Regions from separate parts of the Homo sapiens genome. Here region 1 is linked to region 2. The links are chromatin loops, found by intact Hi-C in ENCODE. Cell type or tissue: uterus. All regions are shown on one strand. Links, peaks and the distances in the headings refer to the core of each region. The heading gives the core; the rest is flanking DNA. Region 1 holds the start of C18orf15 (chromosome 18 putative open reading frame 15). Region 2 overlaps LDLRAD4 (low density lipoprotein receptor class A domain containing 4).

Region 1 (15,022 bases), core at 4,436-12,435, 150 kb before region 2:
ACTTAGCTTTCCTTCTATTGGGTTTGAATATGACATTCAAAATTGTTTACTTCTAAACTAGACGTCCTGGGATTTTGCATTTTTTCATCTGAAGAGTAATGTAAAAATAATAAATGTTGTGTATGTACAGTTACAACTAGCTATATGTAGTAAATTTAGTCCAGAAAAATCATGACATTTGTTTTCTGATAAAGTTGAACTTGGAATGAAGCGGAGCAGTTGTTATCTGATGGACTCTTGGTGCATTACCCTCTAATGTGAATCCTCATCCTTTGGTTGCTGTAACATTGTATGTTGGAGTTTTATAGCTGGGGCACATTTATGTGTCTGAGGGAATGGCTTCTGTTCTGCCATCTGCATGGAGGAAGCTGTCCCCATTGGACCCACCGAGGAGGCAGCGTCCAGGCTGCAGCGCCAGCCTGTGTGTCAGCTGCCACGGGGTGACTGCATCATCCGTGGTGTCCTTGGGACGATTCGGGTAAAGGCCTCCTGAGGGCTTGCCATGGGCAGTTGCTCAGTTATCCTTCTAGCTGTCCCTCCTGGGCCCCTGTGCTGCCGGGCCCCTTGAAGGCTGTGCAACCTGGGGAAGGTCACTGACTCTCTAGGTCTCAGTTCACCTCTGAAATAGCTGTTTGCCCACCTTGTAGGTTTTTGAGAGGATTAGATAAGATCATATGTATGCAGATCAGGTGGGACAGGCCAGCTACCACAGCGAGTGCTCAGTAAAAGGCAGCTCGTGAGCCAAGTGTGTACTCGTGAGACATCTGCCCTGCACTGGCACAGTCAGAGACCCAGTTCCCGCCTTTTGGAGACATAGAGACCAAGGAGAAGATAGAATATGTGTGGTGGAAGCAATTAGCAAGTGAGAGTGGTTTTACAATCACGTCTTGAACTAAGCAGTTTTTCAAGAAAGGCTTTAGATGTGGAGGAGAGTGAGGCCCCCAGGCCCAGAGGTGGTGGCTCTGACGCTTCCTTCGCTCCCTCCCTTCCCTCTCCTTCTACTCTTTCCTCCTGTGTGCATTTTTATGGAGCACTCAGGACGTCCACGCACTAGGCATAGATAAAGACATGGCTTTGTCGCCAAACTGGTGGAAGACAGGTGTGCCCACGGTTGCCACACAGGGCTAACAACCATACCAGGGAGACAGAGGAAGATGTGAGTAGACCTGCTGTCTCCTGGCTTCCTGAGGGCTCAATGTACTTTGGTCAATCAAGGGAGACTTCATGGAGGAGGCCAAATGCTGTTGTGTGAATGTTTGTGTGTCCCAGAAACTCCTCAATTGAAACATAACTCCACTGTGATAGTATTGATAGTATTGAGCGATGGGGCTTCTAGGAGGGGATTAGGTCACGAGGCTTCTCCCTCATGTGTGGGATTAGTGCCTTTATAACAGAGGCCGGAGGAGCTTGTTCACCCCTTCCACCACTCGAGGACTCACAGAAGGTGCCATCTATGAAGAATGGGCCCTCACCACACACCAGATCTGCCGGCACCTTGATCTTGGACGTCCCATCCACCAGAACTAGGAGCAACACATTTTTGCTGTTTCTAAATGACCCCATTGAAGGTATTTCGTTACAGCAGCACGGCTGGACTGAGACATAGACCTCGGGCTGAGACTTAGCAAAAGAACAGATTTTTTTTTAAGGTGAACAAACAGGGAAAGAGTAATCTAGTGGGTTGCAGCGAGAAAATATTAGAACGCATATACTTATTTTTACTCCATTTTTCAAACTTTGTATATTATGTGTACAATGTACTATTACCATAGTATATGTATATAATTTATAATTTATAAATAAATATACATGACCTGTGTGCTTAGACATTTTTGCTTGTAGGAGTATATGCTTCAGAAAATTGGGGGCCCACAGGCGGGCAGTGGGAACATATGTTAAGACAGGGGGAGGGCAGGGCGGGCCATGCATGGCTGCAGGTGGGGGAAGAGGTGGGAGGGTGTCTGCGAGTGTCATGGGTAGATGCTACTGCTTACAGTGCCTGAAATTTCAAACTCAAACTCTAAATTACTTTTGTAGCTTTCAGTTGTTGTGAACTCAAAATCCACAGACCATATCTTGCTCCTTTGCCGCCCTGACTCTCCTAGGCTCCTCTTTCTGGTCCATGCTATCTGAACCCTCCAGGGCGAATCCTGACACAGGTCGGGGAGGGATTGAATACACCAGTTTGGTGATCAGAAATGTTGATAGGACTGCTTTATTTGTGTGGAGAAATCTTCCTTAGGAGGGTGAGATTATTTATTCATGCTCGGCGCAGGGGGACCCTTTTAGGGCCCACATGCATTTATAAGAATGGAGACTTGTAATCTGGTGAAGCTCATTCCTGATGTCCAGGGTGCTGCGGGGCTGCAGGGATGAGTGAAGGTTCTTTCCCTGCCTGCATGGAATGCGCGCCACGGGCAGCATCGTCTTCGAGTTCAGAGGCGTATAGATGTCTATGGGTGAGGCAAAAGGCAGGTGGTATGGGAGGAAGCGGGAGGGAGAAGGGCAAGAGGGGTCTGGACCGGTTTTGCTTGAGAAGAAATGGCAGTGGACACATGGCTCGTGTGAAAGGTGGGTGCACGCAGACAGGCCAGAGGCTTTTGGGAGCGGGAGTGAACCTGGGCACGGGGCGCTGCTCTTGGTGAGCATGTCGGGTGGCCCTTGCCCTTTGGGTCACCATTCCTCCTGATTGCGGCCTGCCCGAGATCGCGTGAGTCTGGTTCTGGTGTGGAGCGTTTCCTCCCATCTTTGTCGAAAACCAAATCAACCAGCCACGAATGGTAAAGAAAAACAAGCCCATTAGAACACCTACCTTGATTTCATATCGAATTGTTTGCAGTGGGGAGCTCTGTCTCGACCACAGTGCTTTAATAGTTGATATTTGTTTACATTTCACAAAACGCTTACATTTCATACTGCATTCAGTTCACGACAGGAAGCCAGGTTTATCACTTTCGCATGGGAATAATAATGCCTTCTATTTGCAAAACGTGTAACTATTTAAAGCTTTTCACAGACAACATCTAATTTCATGTTCCTTGGCTTTAAGGAACAAATAATCAATGAAATGTACATAGAAGTATAATTAATGGATTTGTTTCTTCTTCTCTAATGTGGCTATTAGCTGAATGAGGAATTCAGGCCAGAGTTTATGTTATTTTAATGTGTGAAACCTAATTGGAATGTGATGCCCAATGGTTGTCCAAACCACATGGCAGGCTGTTTTCTGAAGGTCATTGGTCCCAGGGATGGCAGCTTGGTGGCTGGGCAGGCACCCACCTAGTCGATGTCATTTTGGGAGGTCAAGGGTATAGCACTAAAAACTGAATTCGAAGATACACATAGTTACATCAAGGGGACTGAGGGGGCACCCCGTGAAGCTCTCTCCTGGTGGGCCATGCAGGATGGAGTGTGGCGCGAGTACGGTGCAGGCTGGGGCCACCGCAGGGGCCTGCTCTCATCTCCTCCCTGTTAGAGGAGCGTCTTCTGGGCGCTCTTGTGGGACTTAGGAGTATGTCCCAGGTCCTGAGCAGTGCAGAGACTTGGCCTGGTGCCAGCAGTGAGGTGGATCTGCCAGTGTGGCCCCTCTCCTGTCCCACTCGCCTCCCGCCTCTGTCTGTGGCCTGTGCCCCTTTTTGCCTGGCATGGTTTGAGCTTCTGTCCTGGTACAGTTTGTTCGGCTGTGGATGCAAGTTGACTTCAGTTCTGTTTCTCCCCTTTCAACAAAATCACCTTCCTTCCCCGCGTGGCCTTGTCCGGGGGCTGCTGCTGCCCCGTGCTGTGCTCCACAAGCCTCCGTGTAAATCGCCTTCCTTCCCTGCGTGGCCTTGTCCGGGGGCTGCTGCTGCCCCGTGCTGTGCTCCACAAGCCTCTATGTCACCTCGTGCTGCCGCATCCCTTCCCCAGCTCAGCTATTCACTGTTGTCTGCAGCTCTGACTCTTCCGCTGTGGCTGCCAAGTCCCCTGATCCCCTGCTTGCGTTCCAAGTGGAAGCCGTGTGCGCCGTTCACACTGGCTTCGCAGCTTCCTGCTCTCTCCTCCGCAGCCCAGGAAGCGCCACCTCCAGCCATGCTCCCTGGAAGCTGCGTGTGGGAGAGGCGCGTGCCAGCTGTGATGCTCGTCCGAACTCAGCTCCGGACCCGAAGCTGGCAGCAGGGAGAGAAGGCTGCCACGTCTGCTGGCTCTCCCTGGTGTGGTCCTCCTGGTTCCCTGAAGGGAACAGGAGCCAGCGTCCTCATGACCAAGGCTTCAGCTCATTGTTAAAATGATTAGGTGGCAGGTGAGGCGCTTTCTGATCTCCCCTGGTCATGAGTTGTGTGATCAATGAGGACTCTAGACGATGGCAGAGGATCTGCTTGTCGCCACACACAGTGCGTTAGGGATGGAGCTTGCCACCAGTGGCGCCACCTCTTTGCAGGCGCCTGTCCTGAAGGACGTGAGCGGGCGAAGTGCTCTTGGGTCTGCTTGGACACGGGTCACTGGCCGCTAAGAAGGCAAATGCCATGCCGTTCAGATACGTTCTCTGCTACTGGATGATGTAGTGCTGCTGTGATGTAGCAAATGCATTGGCTTGTTGACTGTTAAGAGGTGGCAAGACATCAAGGGACCCTCTGGCTTGCTCTTGGGTTGGCAAGGTTGGCAGAGGGGCCCACTGCTCAGAGCCCAGTAAGAGGCGGGACAGCTGTGTTTGGAAGTGGGCCAAGGAAGCCGGCACCCTCTTATTGGAAATATTCTCCATCCTGTGACCTGTTTGTCGCTGTCTCTGGTGCTCCTGTGACCTGTTTGTCACTGTCTCTGGTGCTGTTTTATGGAAACCTTCTCTAAGCAAAGATGTCTTTGAGTATTTGTTCCCCTTCCCTCCCTGGGTGATGCAGCCTGCTGGTAAGGTGTGGCCAGCTTCAGAGCCCAGAGGAACGGGGTCTCTCCCTTAGCTGTCAGTGGAGAGAGGTTTCTGAGCCTAGAACCTTATACTCACAGCTGGAGAGCTTAGAGGCAGAGTTTTGTCGCAACTGTTGAGACTGATTATGTATTTCCATAGAGGACCTCGGCCCAGAACTCCAAACCCTAGGCTCCTACACCTACCTGCCTACCGGGCATCTCTACTCATAGGCACCTCCAAGCCAGCATGTCTAAAACTGAACTCTTACTCCCCCAGCTGCTCCTCCCTGCCCCTCAGCCCCCCAGCCCTGTCACTCCCTCACTGTCCCATTCCAGTCACCAGCATCCTTGTCTGCCCGTGGTTCAGGCCACACATCTCAGACACTTCTTTCGTCACCTTTTCCCATGGCCCAGTGCATGTTTGAAACCTATTTGTTCTGCCTCCAGCGTTCGTCCCAATATGATCACTTTTCACTGTCACCACCAGCAGTGCTCGTGTGTCCTCTCTCCCTGGGTTTCTGCGGGGCCTCTGACCGGGTGCTGTCCTCCCCACCCGCGATGGTCTGGTCTGGATGCAGCAGCCAGTGACCCTTGTAATCCCTGATGGCATGCCCTGTGCCCCTCGGGCCTCCCTCCTGCTGAGGCTCCTCACCCACGTACCCCCTCGCCGCACAGGCCTCTGTGGTTGCCCTACCCAGAACTCTCCCTGGGTGCGCACATTAGTCGCCTGGCTTTGCCCTAGGAGGCCTTCCCTGGCCCATGTGTCTCCTGCACGGGGCCTGGTCATTGTGAGCTCCAGGAGGGCAGACAATCGTCTTCTTGTCCCTGTCCTGGCCCAGCATCGGGCTGCCAGGACTGTTTGTTGAATAAACAGATGGACTGTGAGCAGGCACCTGTGAGCAGGCCAGGGGAGGATGGTGGGCAGGTCCACAGACTCGTAGGCCTGGATGGGGCTCTGGACTCCTCCCTTCTGCCAACTTCTGGGTGGGCACCAGGTGTGGGTGTGAGGCCATCTCACCTGAGCCTCCGTGGGTTGGGACAGGCCTCAGTGCAAACAGAAAGTCCTGCAGAAAGGCTGAAGTATGAGCAGCAGTGAGAGAGATGAGCCGGGGAGGCTGAGCACCTTCCATGAGCCCCGCCCCACCCCATGGACTGCTGCTCACCTACATTACATTCTTATTTTACTGTTTTCCTCTAAGTAAACTACCTACCAGAAACCAGGAGAAGCAATTGTTTTTCAGACCAACTTTTGCCCTTCCATTCTCTCCTCCCAAATTTAACTTGCTGGCTAAATACATTTTGGATAAATTAGTTATTTATTTGCTTAGAAACCAATTTATCAAGCTGTAAAAAAATCATCAGATTAGGTTGGCACGGTGGCTTATGCCTGTAATCCTAGCACTTTGGGAGGCCAAGGTGAGTGGATCACCTGAGGTTGGGAGTTCGAGACCAGCCTGACCAACATGGAGAAACCCTGTCTCTACTAAAAATACAAAAAATTAGCCAGGCGTGGTGGCGTGTGCCTGTATTCCCAGCTACTTGGGAGGCTGAGGCAGGAGAATTGTTTAAACCCGGGAGGTAGAGGTTGCAGTGAGCTGAGATTGCGCCATTGCACTCCAGCCTGGGCAACAAGAGCAAAACTCCATCTCAAAAAAAAAAAAAATCATCAGATTATTAAAGTTTATTAAATTCATCATATGTAGATGCTTTCTCTTTAGACGAGATGTCTCTATCATAACCTTGATTCTCCTAAGCTGTTTTCCTCTGTTCTTGGGATCAGGAAAAGTTCAAAGTAGAGAAAATTATGGTCTGTGAATCTTTTTTCCATCTTTTCAAAGAAGACTAAATGTTCGACAGCTACCTGGAAGTCTGACTCACCCTCCAGGCATCTGACTGTGCTTTTATTCTGGTATTAGTTTTGTTGCCTTGGATTTAAAATCCACAAGGATTGTGAAAACCAAGTGCGGAAGAAGGAGAAAAAACTGAAAAACCCCCCACATTCTAAATAGTGGTGAGGACTCCTAGCAAATTCATTCCTATTGATGGCTTTTAGCCTGTGTAATAGACCACTAGCCATGTTGCATATGCGATCGGCTTTGGTTGGATGAGTCGACTTTATTTCCCTCCCAGTCTGAGGACACATCTGCAGTCCTGCCCCTGGGGGAAGTGCACATCCAGCCCTGGGGTGGGTTGCTTTTCTTGCAGGCTGGGTGCTGATCCTTGCCTCCGTTAGGAATCTGTTTGAACCTCCACCCGGAGAACAGACTGGAAGGAAATACACCAGGACATTAAAAATAGAGGTCTTGGCATATAGTGCTAAGGATGGTTTAAAAAATTCTGTCTTTTCATCTTTTCCATATTTTCTACAATGATCATGTGTTCCTGTTTTTATAATGAGAAAATTCCCAGTTAACTAGATTTGCTAAGGGTGTGGAATAAAAAGTCACTTTCTGAAAAATTGTGGAAAACAATTTGATGTGTGTCTTTTTAAGCATTTTGGAAGCGCGGTGGAGTTGCTATGGGGATAGCAAGGTTTACTCTCTACAGAGAGTGGTTCCATCTGGCACCCGTCGCTCCCGAGCTGGGCTGGGCAGTTCTGTGCAGAGCAGTTTCTCGTTAGATGTGGAAACAGTTACACAGAGAAGCACTGTTCCATCTTTTCCCCCTGGAACCATCATTTTGCTTTGATCTAACAATAGAAAAACTTTTTTTTTTTTTTTTTTTGAGACAGAGTTTTGCTCTTGTTGCCCAGGCTGGAGTGCAGTAGTGCGATCTCGGCACACTGCAACGTCTGCCTCCCGGGTTCAAGCGATTCTCCTGCCTCAGCCTCCTGAGTAGCTGGGATTACAGGCATGCACCACCACCCCAGGCTAAGTTTCTATTTTTAGCAGAGTTAGGGTTTCTCCATGTTGGTCAGGCTAGTCTCAAACTCAGGTGATCCGCCCTCAGGTGATCCGCCCTCCTTGGCCTCCCAAAGTGCTAGGATTACAGGCGTGAGCCACCACGTCTGGCCTAGAAAAACATGTTAAACTCCTTTCTGTACCCTCTGCTTCCTCTGGGTGCTGGCGTTGCCTGTGTGGGGCTCGGTCCGTGTTTCTCAGTCTGGAGGGTTTCTGAGCTGCTGTTGGAGTGGGGGTGTCTCCTGCACCTGGTGTTCCATGTCGGACTTTCAGATCACAGTTGGAATTAATTTTCTTTTGCAGATGTGTTGACATCTTCCTCTGAGGTTACGTTTTAATTCCCCTTTGCTTTGTCCCTGGAACTGTGGACTCCCTCCCTCCCTAGTCTTGCTTGGAACCAGCGTGGTTCCATCTCAGTTTAGAGATGAGGATTGTAACATTCCATAAGGGACTGTGCTTGGGGGCATAATGTGTGCAGGTAGAGTTCTGTTTTATATTTAATGGAGAATGAAACACAGTGACTTAAGAAGCAGCAGGTGTCTCTGTCTTTGTGATCTTGGGTTATCCCTGGAGGCTCCACTCATAGAACGCTTGCTAGGCATGCTGGCTTGGGCTCTGGAGGCCAGCTTGCTCTTGTTCTGGGCTGTGGCCTTTGGCCAGTCCGAGTCCTGCTCCCTCATCTTGAAAATGGGATCATGACATCTGCCTGCTTGCAGGGTTACTCTGACTGTCAGATGAGATGGCGCAGGTGCCCGCTGGGAAATGCAGGGGACTAAGTGCATCACCCCACGTCCTGGGCACTGGCAGAGTCACTGGTGTCCTGGCTGCTTCCTCCTGTGATCTGATAGGATGTGGCTCTCTGAGGCCACCGTAGATGGTCTCTTAGTTCCCAGAGCTTCTAGTTCATATACTTAGTACCAAGGAAGGTTCTGTGGTTCATGGGCTTGTGGACAGTGACTGCCGGGTGGCTGATTTGTTCTTGCATTGGAGACAGAGGTGATAATTTCACTCCTGGTCCCACGGCCAAGTGGAACTGGGGTGATCTGTTCAGTGGAAAAAGCAGTTAGTTCGAAGACATTCAGGGAACGTGGATTCTTGTTCCTAGCTCGGTCTCCAAGTAGCATTGTCCCCCGAGCAACCAAAGATCCATTCCCTCAGTGCATACAATTGTGTGACAGCCCTGCACCAGTCACTGTGATCACTCAAGACCTCTGGCCTCAGTTTCCCCATGGAGAACCCCCTTCATGGAGGCATTGCTGTCCAGCAGTTTGCATGTGTTCTTTCATTTGACCCATGTAATTCATTTATGAGGTTGGGAAGTGTAGTGATCAGTCCCATTTTACAGATGAGGAAACTGAGGTCTAGGGAATTTAGCACCTTGTCTGAGGTCACATGCTGTTAAGATCTCGTCTCTAAAATGGGAGGCTGGGGTAGAGTCTGGTGGCCTCCTGGATGCCCACCCTGGTTCTTAAGGTCAATGTGTCTGCCTCCTTGCGAAGTCACGGTGCTTGGGCTGATTGTGAAGGAAATGGACAGTGGAGTGAGGCTGTTCCTAGCCATCCTTACCCACAAGCTTGCTCTGAAAATCCACCTAAAACCCCAGGAACTATTGGGAACTGTAAACTAACAGCAGGTGCCAGAATATCTGCCTTTCCCAAGTCTGGAGGGCATGAGATCACAGAGCCATCTAAGCATGAACCCAGGATTTCTCTTCCTTATTTTCCAGTATTGGAACTGGAGACAGATTGCTCGATGACTGGTCGTGGTTTATTGTAAAACGAGAAGGAGCCCCCTCTTAAAAACATTCTGCTGTTGGGCTGGTCCCCTTCATGCATTGCCTCTTGTTGATAGATTTTTTGCTCAACTGGAAGGATATTAGAGGTGCCTGTGCCACGCAATATTTTATGATTGATCAGTGTCTTGAAGCACTGTTGGATGCACCTGATGCCTTCTTTATTTGGGCTGTCAGTGTTCACACAAAAGGAAGACTTTTTACATCTACTCTGTGCTCTTTCTGTAATAAGCTGGGTTATTTTGGAGAGCAGGTGGGAGAACGTGCAGATGTGGGACTCAGCACCCACAGAACTGAGGGGTGGTGTGGTGCAGGCCAGAGGGCGTGGACTGCAGAGTCCTGCCAGCCTGGGTTCACATCTCTGTGAGGTTTGCACCAAATCTGGGTTACTTTTAGGATCCTGGAGAGACTCAATACCTGGGAGGGGCCTACACATAGGCAGCCTCTCCCGGGTGGTGACTACGCCTGTGTTTCTGTGTGGAAATGTGATTTTATAATGTCACGTTCCCAGGGAGCTCACTGAGATGCCTCCTGCTCCTACTCAACAGCCCTAGCCCCTGTTCCTGCCGAGGTTCTGGTGGGAGAGGGGACATTAAGATTGCTGCTTGTAAGGCCAGGCGGGTGGCTCATGTCTGCAATCCCAGCACTTGGGAGGCTGAGGTGGGCGGATCACCTGAGGTCAGGAGTTCGAGACCAGCCTGGCCAACATGGTGAAACCCTGTCTCTACTAAAAATAAGAAAAATTAGCTGGGCGTGGTGGCGCACACCTGTAATCCCAGCTACTCAGGGGGCTGAGGCAGGATAATTGCTTGAATCTGGGAGGCAGAGGTTGCAGTGAGCTGAGATCACACCACTGTACTCCAGCCTGGGCCACAGAGCAAGACTCTGTCTCAAAAAAAAAAAAAAAAAATTGCTGCTTGTAACTGCGGGCTCGAGAGAACATTTGTGACCCATGAAGCCTGCGGTTGGAGGGGCCTGGCGTTAGGGAGAGGACACTGGAAATGTTAATGCAGCTAATCCAGTGAGATTAGCCTGCTGAGCTCAGGGATTTGAGGGAACAAAGGGGAGTGCAGGGGCCACTTAGAAGTTTAAACAGACTCCCTCTCCCTTTTCACCTACGTCTTGTGTGAGGATTTCAATAGCTCCTAAATGAGCTTGCCTGAATGGCTGTGGCACTCTTTTAAATTCTAATTAGCTAGTGAATTAACCAGGATGAATTTTGATTAGTCAGAATGAATTACAGGTATTAATGATCATACAGTCTTAGAGCAAATGAAAGTAGCAGTTGTCCAGAGGGGGCTTGGGCCAGCCATCCGGCTGGAGAGACCTTCAGTAGGCTCAGAACAGCTGCGCTCATTCACTCACTGTTCCACTTTCTTGTAATGCCTGCACCAGTCACAGTGTGGACTGGGGACCAGACGCAGATGCCCTGGCTGTCCTTGGCGGGCCTGGAAAGAGTGGAGCCCCAAGTTGCCGGCTGGCAAACCTCCAGCTGTGGCCCGTGGGGTTTGCTCCATGGTGGCCTGGGCCACGCAGGCTGTACCAGCCATGAGATGCCATGGAGCCAAAGGCTGCGACTGTAGCTGTTTGTGCTGCAGCCAACCTTTACCCAGTTCCTGACTGCTGTTTGTTTGGTTTGCCATGGGTACTTCTGGGGACCTCCTGGCAGCATGCTGGCCCGTGCAACTCTCCTCATGCCAGTTGTAGGGTCCCTGTTCCTGTTTGGCCAAGGAAGGGATTTCCTAAGTGTATACATATTTATTTAGCTTTGCCATGTTTTGGATGGCCTTGGACATAGAAACTCATTGCACATTAGTTAAATAACTAGGCCAGCATTCTGAAAGACCCGACTCCAGACCTACTTCGGTGATGGAGATGGGCACATGCAGGGTCAGGGTGCTTTGAAAGAGTCACACATTCACCTTCCAACAGAGCAGCCTGAGGCTTCCCTAGTCTTGCAGGGTCAACTTGCTGAAAGCTCAGCCCTTGGCCCCAAAGGAGCTCTGAGGCCGCAGGCCCAGAGCCCCGATGTCCCCGTGAGCTGGTGGCAGGGAAGCGGAAAAAGGCTTTCACACCGCCTCCCCCACATATGCTCACAGCCTCCCCTGGGCCCTTTCTTGCCTCTCACATGGCCATCCTGTGGGTTCTTTGGCCTGGGAGGTGCTGCTTCAGCCTCCCTCGGCCTTGAGGTGCTCCAAGACAGCGTCAGCACCTGGGCTAGAGGTCCGTGCTGCCCTGTGCATCCTCAGAGTTTGACTGTAGTGTGCATGTGTGCATGCATGTGCGTGTGTGTGCATGTGTGTGCTTGTGTATATGTGTGCATGTGTGTGCTTGTGTGCATGTGTGCATGCGCATGTATGCGTGCGCACCGTTATTTTCTAATGGACTGTGCAGGCATCTGTTCTCCTCATGGACCAGGAACTCAGTGATCAGGGACTCCCCTGTTTACTTTGATATTCCAGCTGCCCTCCAGAGCGCCTAGCACATAGTAGGTCTTCAGTGACTGCCAGATGAGAGGATATTTAAATGAGACGGCAGCTTTGGAGGGATGACAACAGATTGTGGTCTAATCTCACGATTTTTGCCTGAGAGAGAATTGGCCCTACTCGAGGCGGGCTTTTTTTTTCTTTTCTTTTCTTTTCTTTTTTTTTTGAGATGGAGTTTCACTCTTGTTGCCCACGCTGGAGTGCAATGGTGCAATCTCAGCTCACTGCAACGTCTGCCTCCCGGGTTCAAGCGATTCTCCTGCCTCGGCCTCCTGATTAGCTGGGATTACAGGCATGTGCCACTACCCGGCCAATTTTGTATTTTTAGTAGAGACGGGGCTTCTCCATGTTGGTCAGGCTGGTCTGGAACTCCTGACCTCAAGTGATCCACCTGCCTCGGCCTCCCGAAATGCTGGGATTACAGGCATGAGCCACTGCGCCAGGCCAAGGCGGGCTTTATTTGTGTCTGTTGGACACCTCACATGGCACCTCACAGGGCGCTGGTTTATAAAGACCCAAACCAGTGTCGAGTTCCATGCTGGCCCCGGCGTCTGCTGTGTGCTTTCGCTGTGTGTATACATGCGGAAGTTCATTCCGGAGGCTTCCAGGGTAGCCTCCCGGGTGCTGCAGCGGGTCTCCCGCTCATCACTACTCTGTACACAATGTCTTGATACGCTGAGGATTGAAATGGAGCAGTGATCCTGCCTCAAGGTAGACAGCAAAACCCAGGCTATGTGGGAGTCAGTGTGGTAGGACTGAGGGCGTGCCTGAGGGACGGATGCAGGGGCAGAGAGAGCAGCAGGTGAAGGCTGGGCCTCCTGCTGAAAGCCGGTATTGCTGAGACTCCAGGGTCAGCCTTCCAGCTCCTCCTCCTGACTGACCGCTGGCAATGTAGGGGTGACTGTCCCAGCCTCCTGCTGCAGGGCGCTCTGCCGTCAGTAGAGAATCCTCCTCTGTCCCCGCGGTCCCCTCCCCGCTGAACAGCCTGGATCCTGCTTTCACAGGGACATGCGTGAAATGGGTCCTGCGCCGTAATTACTCCTGCTGGAGACCGGGATTGCAAAGATGACTGTCATGTTGTCTCGTGCATCTTACATCTTTTACTGTGATTAAAAATAAATGTCGTGGGGTTCACGTCCCACAGACCCTTATGTACTGCAGAGGTCAAACTGGGGCGGGTTTCTCACACGCGTCATCACGCGAGGCCAGTGTCCGTCGGGGTGTGTGTCTACAAGCACGGGGCTTCGTGGCCTATCTTTATGAACCCTCCAGGGTGATGTGAAGCCAGCCACAAACAAACACACACATCATCTGAAAACAATAACAAAAGATCGGGGTTCTAGGAAAAAGAGAAAATAGTTTAACAGAGCTTCATTAAACCAAGAACGTGCTTCTGACTTGTTGACCTACTGGAATCGCTTGTTTTCACGTCTGCAGGAAATTCATCAAAACAATTTTGTCTAGGATTCCAGTATTTCAAGTTTTACCCGGTCACGTCAGTGCTTGATTTGATCATCTGCATTTTCCAATTAAAGGTTAAGATTTTAGGAAGCTCTTTGAAGAGGTTGTTTAATTCCTGCTGGTACTTTGGTTTCAGGCCTGGAGCTGTGGCCGGGGTGATCGGGTGATTAGTGGAATCCAACTAAGGTAAGGCAGGCAAGACCTTCGTGGACTTCACTTTGATATGGAAAAACCACTTTCACACACTTACTAATGATAGATTTTTAGAACAATAGTAAAGAGGTTGGTAATATTTTACCCTTTAAAATCCCATGTAGTCTGTATAGTATATAGAAAAAGAAATAAGAACTAAATGCAAATGTGGTATTTTTTTTGCAAGCCACTCTGCATTGTTATTTTTTAATTAAAAAATTAAAAAAATAGATTTATGGGGTACAAGTGCAGTTTTGTTATATGGATATATTGCCTTGTGGTGAAGTCTTGGCTTTTAGTGTAACCATCACGTCAATAGGGTACATTGTACCCATTAGATGTACTGTTTTACTTAACTCTAATAAAGGTAATTTTGAAGTAGTTTATTTAAATCTTATCCAACAGCTTTGGCCTTTCAGGCAGCTCTGACCCCAGCTGTTCGACTTGGGTTTCAGCTGTTACACAGTGGGCTTATCCACCTACCCATCCACCCATCCATCTGTGCTGGCAGGAGCTTTCCCGGGCTGGGTGCTCTTCTCCCTGCCGGCCTGCTCTGCGCCTGGCGCCTGCTCTGCCCCTGTGCCTTCATTTCCACATCTCAGTTCTGCAGCAGCTGAGTGTCTTGGGGCTGTTTTGTATGCTGGAAGCACTTAAAGGCTTTATGTCTGACTCCAGCTGATCTTAGTTTTCCAGTCAGGCCATGTTTTCTTTGGGAGTGTTTTACAGCTGGACTTTCCAAGGGAGTAGGCCACCTTTCCATGGGCAGCATGGTGTGGGAGGCAGGGCCCCTTGGAGGTGAGAGCCAAGGAGCTGAGTTGTCCCCGGCCTCTTCCACTTCCAGCTCTTAGCCTTGGGCACGTCACTAACTTCTGTAGAGTGGACACTGGAATATCTCTCAACCTATGAGGAGGATTAATGAGACAAAATGTGGGAACAGCATTTGAAACTTTATATCAGCATCCACCCATCCACCCACCCACCTATCCATCCATCTAGCCACCTGTACACCCACCCAGCCACCCACTCGTTCATCTGTCCTTCCATCCGTGCACCTACCCACCCGTTCCTCTATCCATTCACCCACCCATCCATCATCCATCCATCCACTCATTCATCTGTCCATCCATCCATGCACCTACCCACCCATTCCTCTATCCATCCACCCACCCATCCATCCACCATCCAGCCACCCACGCACCCGCACATTCATCCATCGATTTACCCATCCATCCGTCTACCCATCCATCTATCATCTCCCCAGCCACCACCTACCCATCCACCCATCCACCCACCCAGCGACCCACCCATGCACC
Region 2 (15,022 bases), core at 3,755-11,754:
AGTCCTGCCCCAGCCCCGACAGATAGTGATTCAATTGGTCTGGGGTGATTCTGCCACCCAGCCAGGAGTGGGACCCGTGCTCTGAAATGGTCATCCCTGTTGGCTGAGGGGCGATTGAGAAGGCCAGCACCTGCTAGGTGTGTGTCTGGAAGTCTGCAGCAGCTTCAATTACACAGCCCAGCTGCTGGGAGCCTCATCTTTAGGACTCTATCCCCAAGTGGACATCTTATTCCTAAAGAGCACCCCAGGCCCTGGACCTGTGTGTAGGTGCCGTCTGCAGCCCCATGACGGGGATGGAGATTTGCAGGCGTCTAGCCACCCAGCCTCCACTCCCTTCCCTTCCTGTTCCCATGGAAACAGATTGCGGGAACACTGGGCATGGTGCTATCTTTACCCGGTTTTTGGCGATCTGAGGTCTGTTTCCATGGGAACTAGAAGGGAAGGGGACGGTAGTGGAGCAGCTAGACTGCTTTTAGATTTTGATGGCAGCCTCTGTGCTCACTGTAAAACCTGCTTTGCCCAAGTTTACCTCTAGGCCAGGGGTCCGTGCAGCTCTGAATGCAGCCAGGACTCATCTGGAGGAGAGGCCGGTGGAAAAGGAGGAGAAAAGGAGGAGGTCTGAAAATATCCTTGAAAATGCCAGTCATTCCCTTTTCCTCCAGGAAGCCATTTTTAGGTGTTGGTATAAGTTATTTAAATGCCATCTTTAGTTATTATTTCTTGTATGGTTTTATTGAACATAATAACATGTTTTTATTCAAAGGAAGTGAGGAGATGAGTCATTTCGATAGGAGTGATGTCTCCGACGTGGGGAATCCCTGTGGCTCGGCAGTGCGAGTGAGTCACAGCTGGCTCTGTGTGTTGGGCTGGAAATGAGGGCCTGCTGGGTCAGGGCAGGGCCGAAGCTGAGTGAGATGGGGAGGCTTGGGTTGGTGGTAAGGACAAAGTAAAGTGATGCTGACCTATTTAAGTATTTGAAGATGAAAAGCTAAATTCTAATCTAAGCAGGCCCTGGCCTGAGTGAATGCTCTGAGTGTTCAGTTATGGAGTGGAGTTTACTGGGGCAATCATGGTGCTCTGCTTTTCCCTCCCTTCCCTCTGTACAGTCAGGGAACAGCACCCTCTTCCTCCCTGCCAGGGAGCCTGCACCTGGTGGGAGGCCTTCTCCTCCTCGTTTCCTCCCGCCCGCCAGCGCCTTGCTCTTCAACACTGGTCTTGTCCACCGGCGTATGTGTGTTTCCCGATTTCAAGTGTATTTGTTAATTATCTAGTTTTTAAGTAAAAATAGAGGGTAGTTTTGGTGATTGCCTGGGGTATTGGGGATATTTGGGGAGCAGTGGCCCAGATTATCTTGGTGAAAGTGGCAGCAGCTTACTTTCCTTGGAGGAGTGAAATCAAGTCCTCGTTCTTGCCGTTTGAGGGAACTGTGTTCACTTCATCAGACTCTGGGAGGGAGGGTAGGCACGAGGTTGCTGTCTGTTGCGGGAAAGCTGCCCCTCCCTGCCTGTCCTCCCAGGCTGTGCGGGCACTGGCCTCTGTCTGAAGAAATGTGCTTAGGTCTCCATGCAGAGTAGGGGTTGGAATAAATCGATTCCTACTTGTCAACTCCAGTGGGGAAGGGAATAAATAAGGGCCAGATTCTGAGAGGGAAAAAGAAAAATCTAAAGAAGACATGACTTTCCGTGCAGAGGAAGTTGGCGGTCAGGCTGGCGCGGCCCACGGTCGCTTAGATCATGAAAGGCCTCTCAGAGCCTGTGCATCCCCATGAACAGCGGCGTCAGCTGCCAAGCATGGCAGTTATATTCCCTCTTGCCAGCGGCATCCTGTGGTTTTCTCTGGTGGATCCCAGGAATTCTCCTGCCTGGATCTGACGGTGGACATATAAGACAGACAGATCCTTTCAGCATCAGGTATACACAGGGGCTTCTTCTGCGGGTGAGGGCACAGCTCAGGATGAGACGGCTCCTGCAGTTGCCGATCAGTGCCTCTGAAGCCCAGCAAACTCAGCACACCCTCGGCGTCCGGTGCTGTGGAAGACTGCTCTATCACACGCGGTTCCAGAGGGGCCAGTTCTGTCTTCCAGGAGGGCACGTATCTTTACCGCTGCCTGGGCTGCCTGGCGGGATACATGGTACCTGTCTGTGGTGCTTTCCCCATGAATAACCCTCACTTGCTTTTCCTGTGTGAGAGCACACGCACGGGCCTTCGTTACCAAGGCAGTGGAAATTGGTCTAATGAACTCTTTCTGCCTGGCCGGAGGCCTCCAGAACACAGCGGTGGGGTTTGTGGCCCCATTAGTTAGAGACCAGGCAGCCTTCCCCTGGGTTCTCTGCCCTCTGTGACAGCTGCTCCTGGGGACAGATGCACTTTCACATCCTGCCTCGCCTGGCCTTGCAGGAAGTCAGGAAGCTCTCTCAGTGCTCCCTGAAGGTGCATCGAGTCGGGACTACCCGTCAGAAGGCTTAGTGTGCCGGGCCCCGCAGGTGGCATTTGATGTGTGTCACACCCAAGAGCTCCTCTGTCACACTCTTGGGTCTGCTCACTGCCGGTAACATCAACGCCAGAGCCATCCTCTGACAGCACTGTTTTGCATTCTGTCCTTCAGACATCGGCTGAAATATGCATCTCCTTGGATTTCTGTGGCCAGATTAAGTTATTTCACCAACATGAACTGACTAGGCTGCGTCACGTCTGTTTCCATAACTTGGTCTGCCTCAATGATGGTTTTGCTGCTTGAATTGCAAGTCATTCTTGGAAAGGCTGGTCTAGAGGTTATCTTTTTTTAGCTCTTAGATGAGTGCCCGTGCCTTCTCCCAGGTGGTTGTACAACCCATGACTTTCCTAGGGTGGCACGCGATTAACTGCAAATAATTTCTTCTTCTGGTTCCCTTAAGTGGGAGAAATAGCAGAGTGGTTGAACCGAAGTTTAAGTTCTAAGAGGATATCAGATGGGCCTGTATCTGTTTCTCCTCTTCAGGCAATAGAAACCGCTTCCTCTCTCCAGAGGAAAGTGGGACTTCCCCTACCTTTTGTCATAATGGACATACTCAGGCAGTGAGGAGTCATCATTCCGCCAGAGCACAAACTGCTGGCCAGTCCCAAGAGCTTCGCGAGCGTGACCCGCCATTGAGCCTACATTAAGTTGCATGGAGCAATAGGCAGAGCCTCGCAGGCCCATCCCAGACAACACAGAGTCTCCCCTGGAAATATCTAAGAAAAGTCTTACTGGAGCATTTCTGTCCACCCCCACTCACCTTGAATTGGATACCGAGTTGTGAAAAATTATATAAAGTGGACAGTTTTTCTTTGTCCTAAAGGAATATATATTCCTCAGATAATGAATGTGAGCAAATGAGACAGAAGTGCTTCATGAAAGCTCAGCTGTTCCCTGTGTGTTTGATTTAAGAGGCACTTGTGGAGCTGGTTTGGAGCTTGGTGAACAAGGAATGCTTAGGAGGCTTTGTGAACGCAGGCGACTGAAATGACTCTGATCGTTCATTTCTGTAGGGAACATTGGCTGTTATATCGCTGATCAGTTTGTCTGAGCCTTAAGGTGTAGGGTGTTTTGCTGCGTGTCCTGGTGTGGCCCCGTTAGTTAGGGACCAGGCAGCCTTCCCCTGAGTTCCCTGCACTCTGTGACAGCTGCTCCTGGGGACAGTTGCAGGTTCACAGGCTGCCTCGCCCGGCAGAGGGGCATGGGAGCACCCTACTTGTCAGAAGGGTGGTTTGTTGCCCTCTCTGTGCCATCTTTCGTTCTCAGGGCTGTGTGGAAGCTTGAGAGGTGCATGTGAAGAACTTAAAAGGTCAGCACTTTACCAAGGGAACAAACCACACAAGAAAAGAGACGGAAGAACAGCAGACAGGACCCTGCGTGATGATTTTCCGAGAAGGAGATGTAAAAACTTGGTCAAATTTATTATTTTTCTTTCTATTGCTGCTTTTTAAATGTTATATTTCAGTATGAAAACATGAAAAAAAGCCAATCAAATATCAAGAGCCTCTATCTTTTTCCTTTTAAAGGCAAGTTTCTTTCTTGACATTTTTTTCCTCTTCTACTATTCTACCACATTTCATACCAAAAACCTCACCCACACACTTTCTCTAATTTTGTATCCTTTCTCCTGTTTCTCTCTGTTGTTAATTTTAGCTGGCATGGAATGATTTGAGCTTTGATTTTTATCTATTGGGAACTTTTTAAAAAAATCAAGACAAATTAGCAGAGGAACTAGGAGATGAATCTGACGTTGTATCAGTTGGGTCAGATCAGAACTGGAAGAGGGTGGGCTGAGCCGTGTTAGAGACGCGATTTCATCGGCCATCTGCTGAGGCAGGTTGTAGTAATTTGGGAGGGGTGGTAACTTCTCCAGCCCTCATTAGATCTAGGGTTTTGTTTGTGTTTTCTCATTAGATACACAATGGCTCCATCAGGCCAGTGCCATCATTGCTTCCATTTTACAGCCAAGGAAACTGAGGCTCAGGGGCTTTAAGTAACTGCCTAAGTCACACACAGCCTAGAATGAGGTGAACCCAATGTGGCCAGAGCCCAGACTTTTGTCCTCTGGCCCCTTTGTATAAGGCTCTTGTTTGAGCATGTTTGAAACAGTGTGGGGCTGGGCACTGCCTGTGCAGTAAACTCCCAGCCACGATGTCCCCCATGGGGCACCCCCAGGCCAGCAGCCACTTGTGTGTGGTGCCCAGATGCAGGACAGAGGCCATAGATTGAAAAGGAGGTGACCTAGCTGAGGCTCAGCTAGAATTCTGTGCAGTACAGTCAGCATTTATTGGGTACCTGCTGTATTCTAGTCCCCATGGTCAATGCCAAGGATAATCAGGAAGCGTTGTCCAGAAACACCTGCAGAGGCAGACGAGACACAAGGATCTGGGCCCCATGGTGACAGGAGCTTGGTTTGTTTTGCTCACTGCTGTCTCCCCAGCTCCTAAAATAGTGCCTGCCAGAGTAATGACCCCACAAATAGCTGTTGAAATACTGAATGAAGAGATGCAGCTTTGGTGGCGTCCTGCAGGCCAGAGAGCAGGGAAGACTGTGGGCCGGCACAGGTGTCCCAGGGAAGCCTGCTGTGAGCTGACAGCAAGGAGTGGCTTGGCAAGGGAGATGAAAATTGTTTCGTACAAACAGCTTGTCGGTTCATATTCTTTTCTATTCCCACCAAAGAATGAGACAGCTCCCCCTCCCTTCCTGCCCACACTTGTTAGCCTATGGTCTGACCCCCTTCTTGTTTGCCTGTCATGCCCATTTTAAGCTGATTTTATCTGAAGAAAGCTGGAGTGGGGGAGATCCCTGGGTGTGGAGGATTGCAGAGGCCTGCCCCTGCCCGCCAGCCCCCTGCCCGCCAGCCCCCTGCCCGTCAGCCCGAGCCCTCACGCCAGGCCACAGTGGGAGCAGAACCTCTACGGGGGTGGGGCTGGGTTGGGAGGGGCATTGCCGCTGCTTGGCTGGTGGCCACAGTGGAGGTGTCTGTGATGTGCTCAGACCGGGCTCAGACCAGAATGCACGTCTGCTCAGGGATCATCTGCCCCTGGGCCAAGCCCTGACCCTTTCCCATTCCCTTGTGCATGTGGGTGCTGTGGGAATGGCCTGGTTCGGGCCCTGGAAAGCAGAGATCTTCCCAGTATTCCCTGATTCCCAGCGAGCGGCTGGTGCAGGTGTGCACGGCTGTCTTCCTAGCATTGCAGGCTCTCCCTCCTGAGCCAGTGTCTCCTGTGGCCGCTGTGTGTAGACAGTGGAACTGGAAGCTTGGGCCAGGATCCAGACACCTGGTTCCAGCCCTGGCTTGCATTCCTCCCACACTCATCTTCAACCTGTCCCCTCTCCCTGAGCCTCTGGATCGCCTCCTCCACAAAGCACAGGGGTCGGATATATGACTCCTTGCGGCTTCCTCTGCTGCTAGATCATATGAGTCGATAATTATAGACTTACTAATGCATTAAGGACAGTTATCCTGTTTATTTTAGGGGGAACTCTCTCCAACTTGGTTTGAATATAGCCTCAGGATTTATCAAGTGTTGGATTTGTCAAGGTGACATTTTAAAGAATGTTCTAATATAATTATTGCTTTTCCTGTTTGCAGCCTGTGTGTGTCTTTGAATCGATGTTTTGGGTTTTGTACTTGCTTCCTGAATTGGTGACCTACAGCAAGGCACTACGCTACCCTGAACTACATTATGCTGAACAAGTAACCAGATCCCACTGAGCTACCCAGGGTGAGGATGGCTTGGAGGTTGTGTTACAAAAGCTACATGTTATTTTGCCCCCCCACATCACAGAGATGAAAAGTAGCATGAAAAATTCATCACACTCCAACTCAGTCTTCCCTGGCTATAGGCAGCCTGTTTCTCTGACTTGCTCTCAGATTTGCATTTCCATGTGGATTTTCTGTGCTTCTGCACTGTGTCCCTTTCTTTTGTTTCTCTTTAGTTTTTTTTTTTTTTTTGAAGAGACAGGGTCTTGCTATGTTGCCCAGGCTGGAGTGCAGTGGTGCAGTCACAGCTCACAGCAGCTTTGAACTCATGGGCTCAAGCAGTCCTCCTGCCTCAGCCTCCCCAGTATAGGTGTGCACAGCCATGCCCAGCTAATTTTTATATTTTTAGTAGATATGGGGACTTTCTATGTTGGCTAGGTGGGTTTCAAACACCTGGGCTCAAGCAATCCTCCTGCCACAGCCTCCCAAAGCACTGGGGTTACAGGCGTGAGGCACCGTGCCCGCCCACTGTATCCTTTTTTATGCCCATTTGCCCTCTCTCTCGGCCAGAGACATGGCCATAGGGGACTTTTTGGAATGGGAGGGACCTCCAGTTTCACCTCCTCATTGTATAAAAGAGGAGATGGGAGCCAGGGCCGGGAGTCACCACGGGTACCAGAAGCAGAGTGGGTCCCCTACCTGGGGCTCTCTGCCTACGGCTGGCTGCCTGGAGGCAGAGGTGTTTTATTTGTAGCACCTCCTTTTCTTTACTGTTAGGAGATCTTGAGACTGACTGGCCGTTGCCAAGGTCTGCACTATCCATGAGCTCTGAGGCACTCACATGGAGACGTGTGACATCTCCCTTGGTGGGACACCTGGTCCCAGCTCAAGTTGGAAATAGCTTCTCAAGGGTCTTTTCCCCACTTTTTCTCCCATCTGTCTCATGACAAGCCCTTTGCCTCTTTGATCCTAAATGAACATAGGGTGAGATGATGCATAGGTGAGCTGTGCCGTGCAGCTCTCAAACATGGTCATTTTTATTTTTTTTAAATTTTGCAGCAGAGCCCCAGTTTGCCGAGGTTTAGAATGACCTCTTTGGTTGGCAGCGTTCCTTTCTCCCTGGAACTTCTCTGGTGGGTAGAGTGGCCAGGGATCGGCATCCACAGGCCGGGGCTCGGCCCTGAGCGTCTGTGGGGCCTGGAGCAGTCGCCATGGCTGTGGAGCTGTCACCTAGGTAACCGACATTCCGCCAGCGAAACAGTCTGTCCACAGCAGGAGGAAATAAAAAATGAAACTGCAGCGTCAATTCTTTATGCACTACGGTTTTTTGAGTGCTACTTTGATTTTGGAAAAAAGGCTGTTTCACTTCTCCATTGGATTTTGGCCTCCGTGCCCCTGTGTGACCCTCACATTTCCTGAACCCCATGTATCTGTTTTTACAGTGTCTTTTAATGAAAGATATAATACGGACACAGTTCAGTTTGTATTCCTGAATGACTCTGAGGAGGACTGCGTTTCATATAAGTTTTTGTGAATAACTGGTAAGGCAGACATACCCTGTAACTTACTTGGTTAGGTTTGTGAGTGTTCATGTTTTTAAAATGTCCCTTCCTGTGGGGGTGTTTTTCCATTTGACGTGCTCTATTTCCTTAGTAACTGTTGCTCTGTTATGGGAGGGACTTAATGACATTTTTCAAGTGCAATATTGAATTAATTTATTTCCTGGTTAGTCCTGCCCATCTTCCCAGTATAAATAGAACCTCCATGTGTGTGTGCGTGTGTGTGTGCGTGTGTGTGCGTGTGTGCATGTGTGTGCGTGTGTGTGTAGAATGATGACCATGTGCTTGCTGCCTTGGGGGGGATCTTGACTGTGACCTTGCGTCCTGGGTAAGTTGCCTCTTCCTGTATTCCCCCCTCTCCTTCTCTCTTGATTTAAGCTACTTGGGTTTAGGGAGCTTCCTGGGCCTCAGGAGTAGCATGGGAAGCAGTGCCTTCAGGGCAAGAGGCCCAGGGTCAGTCCTGCTCTCCTGCTGCCAGTGTTGGGCGCAGTTCTTGCGCCTCCATGGGGCAGCGCTTGCTCTCTCTCTGTAGCCTGAGGGCATTTAAGTCAATGACCTCTGAAGGCCTTTGCTGGATAGGACTTTGTGGGAAGTGTAAGTGCAGCAGGCTCACCACTTGTAATCATCATCTCAACTCTTCTAGTGGGGTGGTGGGAAAACCAGCCCGGAGGGTCCCAGCCAAGCAGGCTGAGGAGCAGCACCTCCACCTGGGAAATGCCCCTTGCCAGGCGCAGCTAGGGCTGGGTTAATTGTGTAGGTGTTTGCTGAGCCTTCTCTGCGCTGTGTATAGTACTCAGGGAAGCTTCACGTAAGTGTCTTCCTTCACTCATGTGTTCGCTCAGGAAATACGTATTTACTGGGCACCTGCTGGGTGCCAAGGGGAACTGGAGGATCTGCTGGCCACTGCCTTTGCTCTCATGGCACTTGTGGGGGAGACGGGCAGGCATGGTGCAATCAGGACACCCGTGTGGAGTCGCAACTGCAGATGTTTTGGGAAGCCGACCAGGTGCTGCGGGTTGTGTAGCAGGGTCTGGACTTAGACTGGGGGCCATCAAAGAAGCATCTCCAGGGAGGGTTGTTTGGGCTGAGACTGGAAAGCTGAGTGGCAGCTCATGAGCAGGAGGCTCACGAGAGCAGAAGATTGGAGGGACGGCCGGCAAGCAGCGTTTGTTCAGCTCCTCCAACTTTTACCCTTCCACGTGTTTGCTCCACAGATGCCCAGCATGGCTGTGCTGATTGCTGGTTGGTTTCTAAACTAAAAGCACACGTCTTGTCCAGAACAGGGCCTGCAGGCTTCTGCTGACTGTGCTGGCCCTCAGAGTTTTCTCTGGGTCCTGATCACCCACCCTGCGCTGCCTGTTGGTCACCTGACACACTTACTGAGTGCCGCTGGGTTCTGGCCCCTTCTGGGTGGTCACAGTCTTTCACTGAGCAGAACGAAGCTTGCACCTCTGCTGCGTATTCCTAGAAAGGGTAGCTAATCTTTGTTGCTAGCAGTGAGAAAGAAGACTTTTTACAGCATTTATAATTGCATTTTACCTTGAAAATTGCATTGGGGGAGACTCAGAGTGTATATAGGAATAGGCACGTTATCCATTGATGCGGTAACACAGCTGTGTTCACCCTGCTTTTGTTGGGAACCGCACACATCACTGTCCTAAAAATCCTGGCCATGACCACGCTTAGACCTCATGGGAGCTATTACACACCTGTGTCCAACCTCTCTTTTAGAAGATGTAAAGTTAAGGATTGGTGGGGGTGATTAAGCCAGCATAAGAAAACTGGGAAGTTGGTTGTTTCTTCTATTTTGATCCACATTGGCCTCAGTCTTTCCCATAGCCTTTTGACATGTGGGATGTATGATAACTTCATTTTTCTAATTGACATTTTGACAAATAATAACTGCATATATGTGGGGTACAATGTAATGTTTTGGTATATGTATGCATGGTAGAAATATTCAATTCAAATGAATTAATATATCCATCACCTCACCAACTTATCATTTTTTGTGGTAAGAATGTTAAAAATCTATTATTTTAGCAATTTTGAAATATGTGATACTTTTTTTATTAACTGTGGTCACCATGCAATGCAGTACGTCACTAAAACGTATTCCTCCAGTCCATCTGAAAATTTTGTATGTTTGATCAACATTTCCCTTTTCTTCATCGTTCTTCCTCCTGCCTCTGGTAATCTCCTTTCTACCCTCCTTCTGTGAGATTGACTCTTTCAGATTCCACCTATAAGTGAGATCATGTAGTACTTGTCTTTCAATTCCTGGCTTATTTCATTTGGCTTAATGTCCATCCGTTTCATAAGTGAGATCATGTAGTATTTGTCTTTCAATTCCTGGCTTATTTCATTTGGCATAATGTCCTCCCGTTTCATCCATGTTGTTGCAAATGACAGAATTTTCTTCTTTTTAAAGGTTGTATAGTACTCCATTGTGTATGCATACCATGTTGTCTTTATGTGTTCATCCACTGAAGGACACTTAGGTTGCTTCCGTATCTTGGTTATTGTGAATAGTGCCGAAATGAACACGGGAGTGTAGATATATTTTTGACATACCTATTTCAGTTCCTTGGATATGTACTCAGCAGTGGGATTGCTGGATCATATGGTGATTCTATTTTTAGTCTTTTGAGGAACCTCCATACTGTTTTCCGAAATGGCTGTACCAGTCTCCATTCTCACCAACAGTGTACACGGGTTCCCTTTTCTCCACATCCTTGCCAATACTTCTCATCTTTTGTCTTTGATAATGACCATTCTAATGGGTGTGAGGTGATAGCTCATTGTGGCTTTAATTTGCATATCCCAGATGCTTAGAGATGTTGAGCATTTTTTAATATATCTGTCAGCCATTTGTATATCTTCTTTTGAGAAACATCTTTTCAGGTAATTGCCCGTTTTAAAAATTGGGTTGTTTTCTTGCTACTGAGTTGTTTGAGTTCCTTACATACTTTGGATATTAGGCCCTGATCAGAAGTATGGCTTGCAAATATTTTCTCCCAGTCTATCGGTTGTCTCTTCATTCTGTTGATTATTTCCTTATGATAACCTGATTTTTAAAAAAAGTGAGGTAGCATAACTTCTGCAATGAAACAAATAGACAAAATTCCCACAATAAAACAACAGCAAAAACCTCCCTGCAGTTTGGTTTTCTCTCTGAGTTTAGAGAATGAGAACAAATAAAGTCTAGCATATTTGCACACCAAAAGCATCATCGAAAAGGGCAGAGAAAAATCAAAGCTTTAGGGCAGGTGGGCTTCTGTTTTTATCTGGCAGGATAAATTCCATTTCCCAAAGTTCATGATGCTAGTGCAACTAGTTTTCTTCCGAAGTTCCTGTAGGACCTGCATGTTGGCCATTTTTAGATGGAATGTTAGAATTCAGAGAAAAAATGTTTTCTCACATTTTCAAGCACTTCAAAGCTACCATTTACACAAATAATTTATTTTTTAATTAAAATGTTACCTGTTCTTTAAACTTGAGGACTCCTACTGGGCCATACCTTATTAACTGAGAATGTTACTATAGATACATGAAGGTAATAGAATTGGATGTCTTAGTATCATTAAAGTACTTCATTAATTTATAACATACTCCTTGTAATTAGTACGTATCAGTGATGTGTTACTTCACTACCTTCTGTTTATAGCAACATGTGATTAACAGAGGGCTCCTTTCTGTTCTGTGCTCTGTTCTCTTAAGTTCTTTTTCTTTAGTTTGATGATGAAAAAGAAGAATGAGATTACATTTTCTAAAAGTTGGTTATAAATTGATTAGGATGAAGTGATAACATAAAAGAGGTTTCTTTTCCTGAATATTGGAGACTGATATTCAGGATTCTGTTTTAAAAGTCTGATCCTTTGGGCTTCTGTCATTCTTGTTAATATTGCTTTATGTTTAATGGAACATTAAAATATCTGAAAAACATTTTGTAAAATGCTTTTATTATTATTCTATTTTTTTTTTTTGAGATGGAGTTTTGCTCTTGTTGCCCAGGCTGGATTGCAATGGCGCGATCTTGGCTCACTGCAACCTCGCCTCCCGGGTTCAAGTGATTCTCCTGCCTCAGCCTCCCGAGTAGCTGGGATTACAGGCATACACCACCACACTTGGCTAATTTTTTTGTATTTTCAGTAGAGACAGGGTTTCTCCATGTTGATGAGGCTGATCTCGAACTCCTGACCTCAGGTGATCCTCCCGCCTCGGCCTCCCAAATTGCTGGGATTACAGGCAAAATGCTTCTATTGTTATGTAACATATGGAGCAGTTTATAGATTAAATTTGCTTTTCCTTCCTATTCTCACTAAAAAGTTAATGTGGGCATTTGTTTTCCTTTTAAGAATCCATTTTTAGGCCAGGCATGGTGGCACATGCCTATAATCCTAGCACTTTGGGAGGCCAAGCCCTTTGTGAGGATTGCTTGAGGCAGGAGTTTGGAGACCAGCCTGGGCGGCTTAGTGAGACCCTGTCATTCATAGATAGATAGATAGATAGATAGATAGATAGATAGATAGATAGATAGATAGATAGATGGATGGATGGATAGATAAGATAGATAGATAGAATCACTTTTAAAAACTGCTCCATGCAAGTCCTGCATTTTCTTCCTGGAGTGCTGACCAGTGGCCATGCACCACAGACCCCAGTCTAAGGCCTTGGGAACCAGCTTGAGAAATGAGTTTCTTCCCCGAGGTGTCTGTGAGGGCAGAATGGCCCAGGAGGGACATTTGAACCTTAAGAGGAGCATAGCTGTGGCCTTGGGGGCAGGTGGATCTCCTCCCACCCTGGCAGCCCCTGTGGGAGCCCCCATGCCCACAGTGGGGTCGTGGAGGCAGCTCCGTGGCTTTTCCTTTCTGTCCTGTGTAAGCCTGTTAATTGTAATGCTTCTGCTGGTCATCAGGAAAGTGACCTCTTGCTTTTCAGTTTCAGAGGCGGAGCACAGAGAGCTGCGGCTGGGACAAGGAGCACCCGCGTGCAGGTGCGACCCTGCAGGATGCTGGCAGCGGCGTGGCCAGGGGCGCCCGTGTTCTGAGGGCCTGAGGGCCAGCCCCTCCACCCGCGCCATGGCCTCCGCGCCCTGGCTGGACGGCTGACGGGAGCAGGGACCGCCGCCGCCCAGGTGCCACACCCAGGTACCGCCCGCCCGCGCGAGAGCCGGGCAGGTGGGCCGCGGATGCTCCCAGAGGCCGGCCCAGCAGAGCGATGGACTTGGACAGGCTAAGATGGAAGTGACCTGAGCCTCGCCCGGCGGCTTCCTCGACGGGACAGCGCAAGAGTTGGAGCACAGGCTTGTCCGGGGAGCAGTATGCCGGAAGCTGGTTTTCAGGCCACAAATGCTTTCACAGGTGAGCATGCTCCAGGTAATCCGAGGCTTTGCCTCCACTCCTGGGAGGCAATAAACTCCCAAACCACTGCATGCAGTGAACCTACCTTTGCAGTCAGGAGCTGAAGGCCAACGCAGTCAAGGGCTCAGGCTGCTGTGGTGACTGATTCTGACAAAATAATAATGTGTTTTCCTTCGCTCTCTCAATAGCAGTTTGAAAAAGTGTTTGACACTTTTTGCTTCTGTTTTTGTTGAATGATAGGATACACACAATATCCTGCAGTATTCGCAGCGTCTTCCAAGTCTCTGTTCTCTAAGGAAATATGTCACTTGCTGAGCGAGGGTAGGGGAAGTGTGGTTTCTTTACAGAACCGGGAAGATTCTCCGAGGGAAAAGATTAATTGCCGATGTGTGCTTGGTGCCTCCCCATCTTTAATTTCTCACATTTATTTGTGTGCTTGGGGCAACTGGGCAGAACTCGTCTTGCAGTGAGCGGGGAGAAGTGGGACACCCCAGTGTGCTGGTGATTTGGCCCTGGCTGGCAGTTTGTAGGGAACCACACAGTCTGGCTGGTGCCCAGAGCCCTCGCCCAAGACACAGGAGATTTTGAATTTGGATCCTGGCTCTTTTGTCTGATTCATGTAACATTCCAGGAAGCCACTTAATCCTCTGGGCCTCTGGCTCCTCGTAGACAGACTGGGCTCCGTGACATTGAGGAACTTCATGGAATCCAGGGAGAATGTGTTTACATAAAAGAGGTTTTGTGGAGGTTGCCTTTCATTTAAGAGAAAGATGGTAGAAATAGTCACAAGAAGTGACCCTATTCTCTGGTTCCGTGAGTCCCAGAAGTTTGCAGCTTTTCAGATTTTGTGGAGGGAGCAGGTCAGGCTGTTGGGATGCCTGGAGAGAGGGGCAGGGGCTCAGGCTTGATTGGCATGGGCCTTCTCCTTGGATTAGATGTCAGCTCCTAGACAGCCTTGCACTCCTCCGCAGTCGCCGTGGCTTCGGCGTGAAGAGATGGAGCGCCGCTGTGGTGCCTCTCCAAGGAAGAACGAGGGGACGGGTCTTCCCAACCTCGGCCGCTTCCGTGCGCACCTGCAGGCGACCTCCTGAGGCAGCTTGCACCACATAGTCTGTGACATGGGGTCTCAGTGACAGTGCCTTCCCCGAGTTGTGGGAGGTGGGTCAGGGCCCGTGCTGGTTAGCTTGGCAGCTGTGTAGATGTCTCCCTCTGGATTGTGAGGGGCTGGTTATTCTCTGGCCCATGTGGATGAGCTCCGCAGCTGTGTACACCTTCCTCCCAGGTTGTGGTGTGCGGGTCATGGCCCATGTGGATGAACTCTGCAGCTGTGTAGACGAAGGGTTGGGGGAGCACGTGCAAAGCTAAGCTCTCTTGAACCATCTTCATACCTGCAGCCCAGCTGTCTAGAAACCCTGTCCTTCCTCATCCTTACTGTGTGTGCTTCAGCTGTTTCCGTCTCAGGAGCAGCTCCCTCGTGGATACTCCTCCCCTCCAGGCAGGGATGGGCAGCTCCCTCATGGATACTCCTCCCCTCCAGGCAGGGATGGGCAGCTCCCTCGTGGATACTCCTCCCCTCCAGTCAGGGGTGGGCAGCTCCCTCGTGGATACCCCTCCCCTCCAGGTGGGGGTGGGCAGCAGAAGCAACTGAGAAGTGGCTGGGTGTGTGCTCAGCCTCCTTGTCCCTTCTCCCCACACCCCAGGAGGCAGCTGGGGAGGAGCGGCACCTAGGATTTGATGTAAAGAAGCTCTTCAGAGTAGTTCTGGGAGGAAGAGGGAACAAGAAAAGAAAAGGAAGTGAGCATGGGACAAAAAGAGCCCGAGGAAAAGTGGCACACTCTTAGGAAGCTGCCCTGACCATGGACCTGACGGCAGGGTGGAGGCCACAGGGTGGCCCACAGAG

What was found. Hi-C counts contacts between places; a loop is a spot of excess contacts. Peaks named below come from ENCODE experiments on the same cell type or tissue, not always from the same donor. Only the 100,000 strongest peaks of a DNase experiment are listed, where the experiment ranks them.
Region 1: a loop joins it to region 2, with 2.0 times the contacts of the local background. A loop is called at or near these places in 15 of 110 quality-filtered maps.

What each region holds. Positions count from the first base shown.
Region 1 is chr18:13,228,725-13,243,746 of GRCh38, forward strand. All of the region lies in intron 1 of LDLRAD4 (low density lipoprotein receptor class A domain containing 4), which reads left to right. C18orf15 (chromosome 18 putative open reading frame 15) reads left to right here and starts at 10,819. Exons shown (of 1, transcript NR_146617.1): 1 at 10,819-13,352. RefSeq lists an enhancer at 10,964-11,598. In uterus, for the core only: no CTCF peak of the experiment used is centred there; a DNase peak (open chromatin) is centred at 7,437.
Region 2 is chr18:13,374,641-13,389,662 of GRCh38, forward strand. It overlaps LDLRAD4 (low density lipoprotein receptor class A domain containing 4), which reads left to right. Exons shown (of 7, transcript NM_001378100.1): 3 at 12,701-13,122. The coding sequence starts at 13,083. Among named protein-coding and RNA genes, the nearest start is that of LDLRAD4-AS1, 45 kb to the right of the region's middle. RefSeq lists enhancers at 478-1,677, 678-807, 5,176-5,677, 5,678-6,177, 6,869-7,493 and a silencer at 2,910-3,204. In uterus, for the core only: no CTCF peak of the experiment used is centred there; DNase peaks (open chromatin) are centred at 7,431 and 7,987; H3K4me3 peaks cover 755 bases; H3K27ac peaks cover 2,546 bases.